3 separate regions of the Homo sapiens genome follow, and regions 2 and 3 are each linked to region 1. Evidence: chromatin loops called from intact Hi-C (ENCODE). Cell type or tissue: Calu3. All regions are shown on one strand. Region 1 overlaps VPS41 (VPS41 subunit of HOPS complex). Region 2 overlaps VPS41 (VPS41 subunit of HOPS complex). Region 3 has its middle 20 kb from the start of VPS41.

Region 1 (2,500 bases):
ATAAATATACCTCATACCCTAAAAATAGAAAAGAGCTCTTATAGATTGACAAAACAACAAACATGTTAATAGAAAAAAATGAGTAAGAGAAGTGAACAAGCAGTTTACAGAAGATCAAATTAATTGGTCAATAGACTTAAGAAAAATGGTTAAGTTTATTAGTAGTCAGGGAAATGAATCAATGAATATTGATTGTTGGCAGAAAAAAAAGTGAAAAAAAACCCTTCTATTGCTAATAGAGGTACGTGGGAAAAAGGATTATCTTACCTTAGAGGTATGATTTTTTTCCCCCATAATGTTGCTAATGTGATGGCACAAATGGTTTCCATTCAGTGAGAAACATGTTGTAATGGAAACTTCGTTTATTTGCACTTGGAATGCTATTGTGTGACATACATAGCCCTTAGTAGCACTGTGGCTTTAGACCACTCACATAAATTCTTGAAGCCTCATTTTCCTCATTGTGAGATGGAGATAACCAGCCTTAGCTGACTGCTTTCCTCTGGGGTTGAATAACAGATCTTGTGTATGCCAGGTCTTTGCAAATGATATAATGTGATTTACAGAATATTAGGATAGGCCATGAGCTTTTCAATACCAGAGTCCAAGAACAAATTACATAAACGTGTATATAGAAGGAAAATCTACTAAGTGTAACTTGCAGTAAAGAAGAGCTTTGTAAAGAAGGCTTGATGTCTTAGTTACTTTCATTATTGGATCTCAGTTTTCTGAGCACAGAACAACGCTCTCCAGTAGAACTTACTGCAGTGATGATGTTCTGTGATCTGTATGCTTTCCAGTACTAGTCACATGTAGTCGTTGAACACTTGGCATGTGTTAGTGCAGCAGAGGATCTGATTTATCGAATTTTAATTTAACTTTCAGTTTTAAAGGCTGCATGTGGACAGTACCATATTGGACAGGAAACCTAGGCTGCACACACTTACTAAATTATAATTTGAGGCAGCTTACAACCAGATGCCAAAGAAATTACAATCAGAGGTAGGTGCAGTTTATATTTGCCAAGACTAAAATCGATATTTAAAAAAATGTAGTTTGATGAACTCAAGATCTGAATAAGTAAACTATTAACAGAAGATATTCAATTTGAGGAAGGAATTTATTCAAAGACTATAGAAGTTGAACATTTAGACTTCTCAGCCGGAAGTCCAGACATGCTGGCCTAGGTGCTTTCCCAGATCAGCTTTTGCTTTCTTTGTAGATTCCTTGCTGCCAGTGCAGTATTCTTCACTCCTCCCAGGTTGTAGCCCTGGCTCCTCTCTTTTCTCTGTTTTGATTCCCTGCTATGAGCTTCAGTTTATTCTTCTACAAAATGGATCAAATATCTATCTTCAAGGAACCTTTACTCTTCTGACATTCTAGGAACTTTAAGGAGCTAGCTGATTTTTCATGGACTGCATTTCAGGGGTGTCGCTCATGTGGTGATTTAGGGATCAAGATGAGAAAGGATTTTGTAGCCAGGAGTCTCATCCTCCATGTCAAAATGTCTTTCCATAGCATCAATCAGTGGGTGGCCTTTTTGAGGTCTGGGAGCCTTGGTCTGCCCTGACCTTTGCCTACTTGATCTGAGATATTTTTCAGTTGAAGATCCCACATTCAACTTTGCATATTTCCATTTATTTTATCATCAAGCCAAACCATTTTAAGGCTAAATATTTTTTAAAAACTACTCTGCAAGCTCATGTTGTAGCTGCCGTAGGCTTACTTTTCTTCTCATAGTTTCTACTGTGCTTTGTGTAAGATAGTTGGAAACTGTCATTATTTAAGAAGAAAACAAAGAGCTTACTATTTTACAAAGAGCAAAGACATTGATTGTTGATATATATTTTCCTGAAGTTTTACACATCTTTTTGTCTTTTTCTTTTTAGAGTCCTGTGAAGATAAATCAGATTAGCTTGGATGAAAGTGGAGAGCACATGGGTGTGTGTTCAGAGGATGGCAAGGTATGGCAAAGATGTGGTCATGCAGAGAGTTCTGTGGCGCCAGCCCCAGGTGATCGGAACAGCACCTTGCTTACTATATAACTGCATTAAGACAATCTTGATTATTCTTTCTGAGTATTGAACTTGCTTCTGATTGGTCATAATTGAAGTAAAATATATTTTGCACAAATGTGCCTTAGGAAAAGTAATTACAAGAATGTCAATAATGTAACTAGTATTAAGCTGATTAACAGCTGTGGCAGGGTGACGTGTCACCTTAATCATTACTACCGTGCCACTTCTGCTTCAGTGACTAGTCTGCAGTTCCTGCAAGACAGTAGTTTAATGTCTTTCTGCCATAAATCCACAAAATTGGATTTTGTGGGCATGATTTCTGTGGGCCAGTGGTTTTCATTTTCACACACAAGTTATGAATGTTTCTCTTGAATTATAGAATCTTTTGATAAGCAATCATAGTTTATCAGAAGAATAAAGTGTCTTACAATGGCCACATTAAATAAATGTAAAATCAATATATGTACAGTTTTCTAAAAACC
Region 2 (2,500 bases), 56 kb before region 1:
CTTAGTTTGACTGGATATGAAATTCTGGGTTGAAAATTCTTTTCTTTAAGAATGTTGAATATTGGCCCCCACTCTCTTCTGGCTTGTAGGGTTTCTGCAGAGAGACCTGCTGTCAGTCTGATAGGCCTCCCTTTGTGGGTGACCTGACCTTTCTCTCTGGCTGCCCTTAACATTTTTTCCTTCATTTCAACCTTGGTGAATCTGACAATTATGTGTCTTGGGGTTGCTCTTCTCGAGGAGTATCTTTGTGGTGTTCTCTGTATTTCCTGAATGTGAATGTTGGCCTGTCTTGCTAGGTTGGGGAAGTTCTCCTGGATAATACCCTGAAGAGTGTTTTCCAACTTGGTTCCATTATCCCCGCCACTTTCAGGTACACCAATCAGACGTAGATTTGGTCTTTTCACATAGTCCCATATTTCTTGGAGGTGTTGTTTGTTTCTTTTCACTCTTTTTTCTCTAATCTTGTCTTCTTGCTTTGTTTCACTAATTCGATCTTCAATCACTGATATCCTTTCTTCCAGCCGATCGAATTGGCTATTGAAGCTTGTGTATGCTTTACGAAGTTCTCATATTGTGGTTTTCAGCTCCATTAGGTCATTTAAGCTCTTCTCTACACTGTTTATTCTAGTTAGCCATTCGTCTAACCTTTTTTCAAGGTTTTTAGCTTCCTCGTGATGGGTTAGAACGTGCTGCTTTAGTTTGGAGAAGTTAGTTATTACCGGCCTTTGAAGCCTACTTCGGTCAACTTGTCAAACTCGTTATCCATCCAGTTTTGTTCCCTTGCTGGCGAGGAGTTGTGTTCCTTTGGAGGAGAAGAGGTGTTTTGGTTTTTAGAATTTTCTGCCTTTCTGCTCTGGTTTCTCCCCATCTTTGTGGTTTTATCCACCTTTGGTCTTTGATGTTGGTGACCTATGTATGGGATTTTGGTGTTGATGTCCTTTTTGTTTATGTTGATGCTATTCCTTTCTGTTTGTTAGTTTTCCTTCTAACAGACAGGCCCCTCAGCTGCAGGTCTGTTGCAGTTTGCTAGAGGTCCATTCCAGATGCTGTTTGCCTAGGTGTCACCAGCAGAGGCTGCAGAACAGCAAATATTGCTGCCTGATCCTTCCTCTGGAAGCTTCGTCCCAGAGGGGCACCTGCCTGTATGAGGTGTCTGTTGGCCCCTACTGGAAGGTGTCTCCCAGTCAGGCTACCCAGGGGTCAGTGACCCACTTGAGGAGGCAGTCTGTCCGTTATTGGAGCTCAAATGCCGTGCTGGGAGAACCACTGCTCCCTTCAGAGCTGTGAGGCAGGGACATTTAAGTCTGGAGAAGCTGTCTGCTGCCTTTTGTTCAGATATACCCTGCCCCCAGAGGTGGAACCTAGAAAGGCAGTAGGCCTTGCTGAACTGCGGTGGGCTCTGCCCAGTTTGAGCTTCCCTGCCACTTTGTTTACACTGTGAGCATAGAACCGCCTACTCAAGCCTCAGTAACGGCAGACACCCCTCCCCCCACCAAGCTCCGGCATCCCAGGTCAATCTTAGACTGCTGCGTTAGCAGCGAGTAAGGCTCCATGGGCATGGTACCTGCCGAGCCAGGCACGGGAGAGGATCTCCTGGTCTGCTGGTTGCAAAGACCGTGGGAAAAGCACAGTATTTGGGCAGGAGTATACCGTTCCTCCAGGTACAGTCACTTATGGCTTCCATTGACTAAGAAAGGGAAATCCCCCGACCCCTTTTGTGAGGGTGAGGTGACGCCCTGCCCTGCTTCTGCTTGCCCTCTGTGGGCTGCACCCACTGTCCAACCAGTCCCAATGAGATGAACCAGGTACCTCAGTTGGAAATGCAGAAATCACCCATCTTCTGCATCAGTCTCGCTGGGAGCTGTAGACCGGAGCTGTTCCTGTTTGGCCATCTTGGAAGTGACGACTCTTCGTTTTAAAAAGCTGGTTTTCTCTCTCTCATTCAGAGGGTATACATTCTCTTGATCTATCCTCAGATTCAGTGGTTCTGTCTTGTGTCATCTCCACACTGTTATTGAGCCCATCCAGTGAGTTATGTCTTTTGGTTATTGTATTTTCTAGTTCTAAAATTTTCCTTTTTTTAAAAAAATTCTATTTATTTTCTGAGATGTCCTATTGTTTCACTTGCTTCAAGAGAATTTATAGTTACTTGTTGAAACATTTTTCTAATGGCTACTTTGATATTTCCAACACTGGATTCATCTCACGATAAACATTTTAATGCAAGACAATATTTAAATCATGAAGACTCAATTGCTTCAATATTTCCTATATGCCTCATGTTATGCTGAGTCCTTTATGTGGATTATCTCATTTAATATGGACCACAGTCCTATCAGGTAGTATATTTGGTGGGAGAGGCTGGTTATGCTGAAGTAACAAACAGTTCCAAAATTGTAGTATCTTAACACAACATTTATTTCTGAGTAGAATTAGTAGTGCAGGAAGAGGAAATTGAGCGATTAATAATACAGAAATGTGATCATTTTCTGTAGGGTTT
Region 3 (2,500 bases), 99 kb before region 1:
CTTGTGGATGAAGGGGAGTTAGTAGAATATTTTAAGTAGGAATGGGGTAGGATCATGACTAACTCAACAAGATGTTAAGAGAATTTGAGAAGCAACCATATGTGAATGTGATACATTTGTAGAAATTTTTATGGCTATATTTATCATCGGTGATCATGCAGGGAAAAGACCCAAACACTGTATCTCTCACTCTGATGTTGGGCATTTGTGTTCTAATATAATGTCCTATGGGAATAAGGTAAGACTACTCCTCTATAGGAAATTAGAACTTGGAAACTGAGCCTTGATTAATGGTTGCAGGTCAGCCTTTCCTGTTTTCACTCATCTCTTCCTTTAACCCGGATTCCAAGAAAGCTTGACAACTGTCTACACTGATGTGTAAAAATGGCCTCTGCCAAGGGAGGCAGCCAGGGCTGGACAGCCAGTCCTTCCCATTTAAATATTCTCTCTTCAGTGCCAACCTTGGAACATATTAAGGTGATAAAGTTGCTGCCAGATATGTGAAGAGAATAAGGTTAATTTTGTTGTCTTAAAGGAGAGGAGCCATCCGGTGTTGCTATAAAGCAAATATAAATCAATAAGGCACTCAAATAAGCTCAATATCTAGTCCTTGACAATCAACAGGAATATGTTCCACTTAATATGGCATCTCACCAGTTAATTTATTGCCAAAATGTGACAGGGTTATGTGAAACTTTGGTTATAAATTCTAGTGCATGTAGTTCCTGCTATCTAAATTTTCTGCTTTAGAGTTCATTCTGGGGCTGGGGGCGTGGAAGGATAGAGCATGCTTATTATGAAAGGTCAGCATGCGGTGATTACAGCTTTTCTAAATCTGGGTCATGGGTTTATAAAAGGCTTATGATCCATCAAAAGACCTCTCTGAGTCCACAGAATGAAAAGAATGTAGAAAAACTATTGTTCAGGGAAATGCTTTGCTTGTTATTAAGATGTGGTCATTTCAATTATTAACTTATTTTGTAATGCAGTCACCCAACTAGAATTCTCTACTTCAAAGTGTATGTCTTTGGAATGTTACATAATCTTTTCAAAATAGTATGTCTTCCTTTCTGAAAAATTCATTTCTCCAATGAATTAGGAAGCTGAGTCACTTCCTTAATCAGGACAGGCCCCTCCCCCAGGAGTGCTGTTCGGCTCCATTTTAACTACCCTGGCAGGTGGCGGCCTGGTTTTTAGTTCCTTGAAATCTACAAATATACCCTTCACTTTGGAAGAGGCTCTTAGCTCAAAATGCATTTCTTTAGAAAGATTCACTGAGAAGAAGTAGGGGAAAAAAAAAAAAAACACCACAAAGCCATGTACTTAAACAGTCTCTTTCAAGCACCACTTAGTGGCGTGGAGCTGAACTGAAGAGATTAGGATTTGACGTCTGACGTAGTCACTCTGTAGCTCCATAATCAAGGGCTGTCCAAGGGTGAGTATGGGGCCTCGGGTCTCTGGGTTAGTGCCAATTATTGAAGGAGTTTGGGGAGAAAGGGAGGGAATAGGAAGGGCAGCCTATTTCTATGAAAAGGAGAGGATTGATACCAGCACTGGAGTGGAAACTGTAATGAAGGAAGTGGCTATCTGGTTGGCAAGGCCATGATTGAAGGGGTCAGATCCCGTGAAGAGCACCTGCAGCAGATGGGACCCGCGCCACACTTCTGTTGGATTTTGTCAATGGGGACAGGGGGAGGTTTAAGGGAGTGCTCTTTCAGAGGCTCTTACGTGCATCATTCACTCTAGGGGTTTGTTTTGTTTTGTTTTTGAAACAGGGTCTTGCTCTGTTACTCAGGCTGGAGTGCAGTGGCACCATCACAGCTCACTGCAGCCTTGAATTCCTGGGCTCAAGTAATCCTCCCACCTCAGTCTTCCCAGTAGCTAGGACTACAGGTGTGAGCCACTGCACCTGGTTTTTATCTGTAATTAATGCCAAATTTTACCCTTCAGAAAACAGTATAGGAAAACTCCTCCACTGAACTCTGCAGGTTGAATGTTTATGGCTAAACCAGAATGAAAGTTATGATAATGCAGGGTAATAGTTATTAAACAACAAATAAAAATTCTCCAATGATAGAAGGGGCCTTGAGAGGCCACCTAGCCCAACCCTATTCCATCAGCCCTTTGAACCTGACAGCACTTACCATATATAATGGGATGAACTACATGCATTTCTGCACCGCCTGACGCATGGTGAGAGTCACATGAGGACAGGGAACTTAGCATTGGGCTTAAGTAATACTGGTTTGACGTTTGTTGAGAAGCCATGAAACAAAAATGTATAAAATAGTGTAGTACTAATGGACTGAATCCCTATTTAGAAAAGTGTATAGTAATCAAGTAAAGGTGGTGGTGGTCATGGTGTGTGTTGGGGGTGGGAATGGGGTTAGAAGTCAGATAGGGTTTTTTTTATGACTACCTAGCCTAGAGCGATTTCTGGCTGGTAACAGTTTGTTTCATCTAAGTCTGTATGCAGTGGACTTTAATGTCTTCCTGTGCA

The links. Hi-C counts contacts between places; a loop is a spot of excess contacts. Peaks named below come from ENCODE experiments on the same cell type or tissue, not always from the same donor. Only the 100,000 strongest peaks of a DNase experiment are listed, where the experiment ranks them.
Region 2: it touches region 1 in a loop (3-fold over the local background); 2 of 110 quality-filtered maps call a loop at or near these places.
Region 3: it touches region 1 in a loop (5-fold over the local background); 2 of 110 quality-filtered maps call a loop at or near these places.

Annotation. Positions count from the first base shown.
Region 1 is chr7:38,829,718-38,832,217 of GRCh38, reverse strand. VPS41 (VPS41 subunit of HOPS complex) reads left to right here. Exons shown (of 29, transcript NM_014396.4): 5 at 1,890-1,964. Among named protein-coding and RNA genes, the nearest start is that of VPS41, 78 kb to the left of the region's middle. In Calu3, no CTCF peak of the experiment used is centred here; DNase peaks (open chromatin) are centred at 1,207, 1,987 and 2,227.
Region 2 is chr7:38,885,432-38,887,931 of GRCh38, reverse strand. All of the region lies in intron 2 of VPS41 (VPS41 subunit of HOPS complex), which reads left to right. Among named protein-coding and RNA genes, the nearest start is that of VPS41, 23 kb to the left of the region's middle. RefSeq lists enhancers at 965-1,481, 1,482-1,998. In Calu3, CTCF peaks have their summits at 1,120 and 1,356; DNase peaks (open chromatin) are centred at 731 and 1,411.
Region 3 is chr7:38,928,407-38,930,906 of GRCh38, reverse strand. No RefSeq gene overlaps it. Among named protein-coding and RNA genes, the nearest start is that of VPS41, 20 kb to the right of the region's middle. In Calu3, a CTCF peak has its summit at 1,338; DNase peaks (open chromatin) are centred at 786 and 1,146.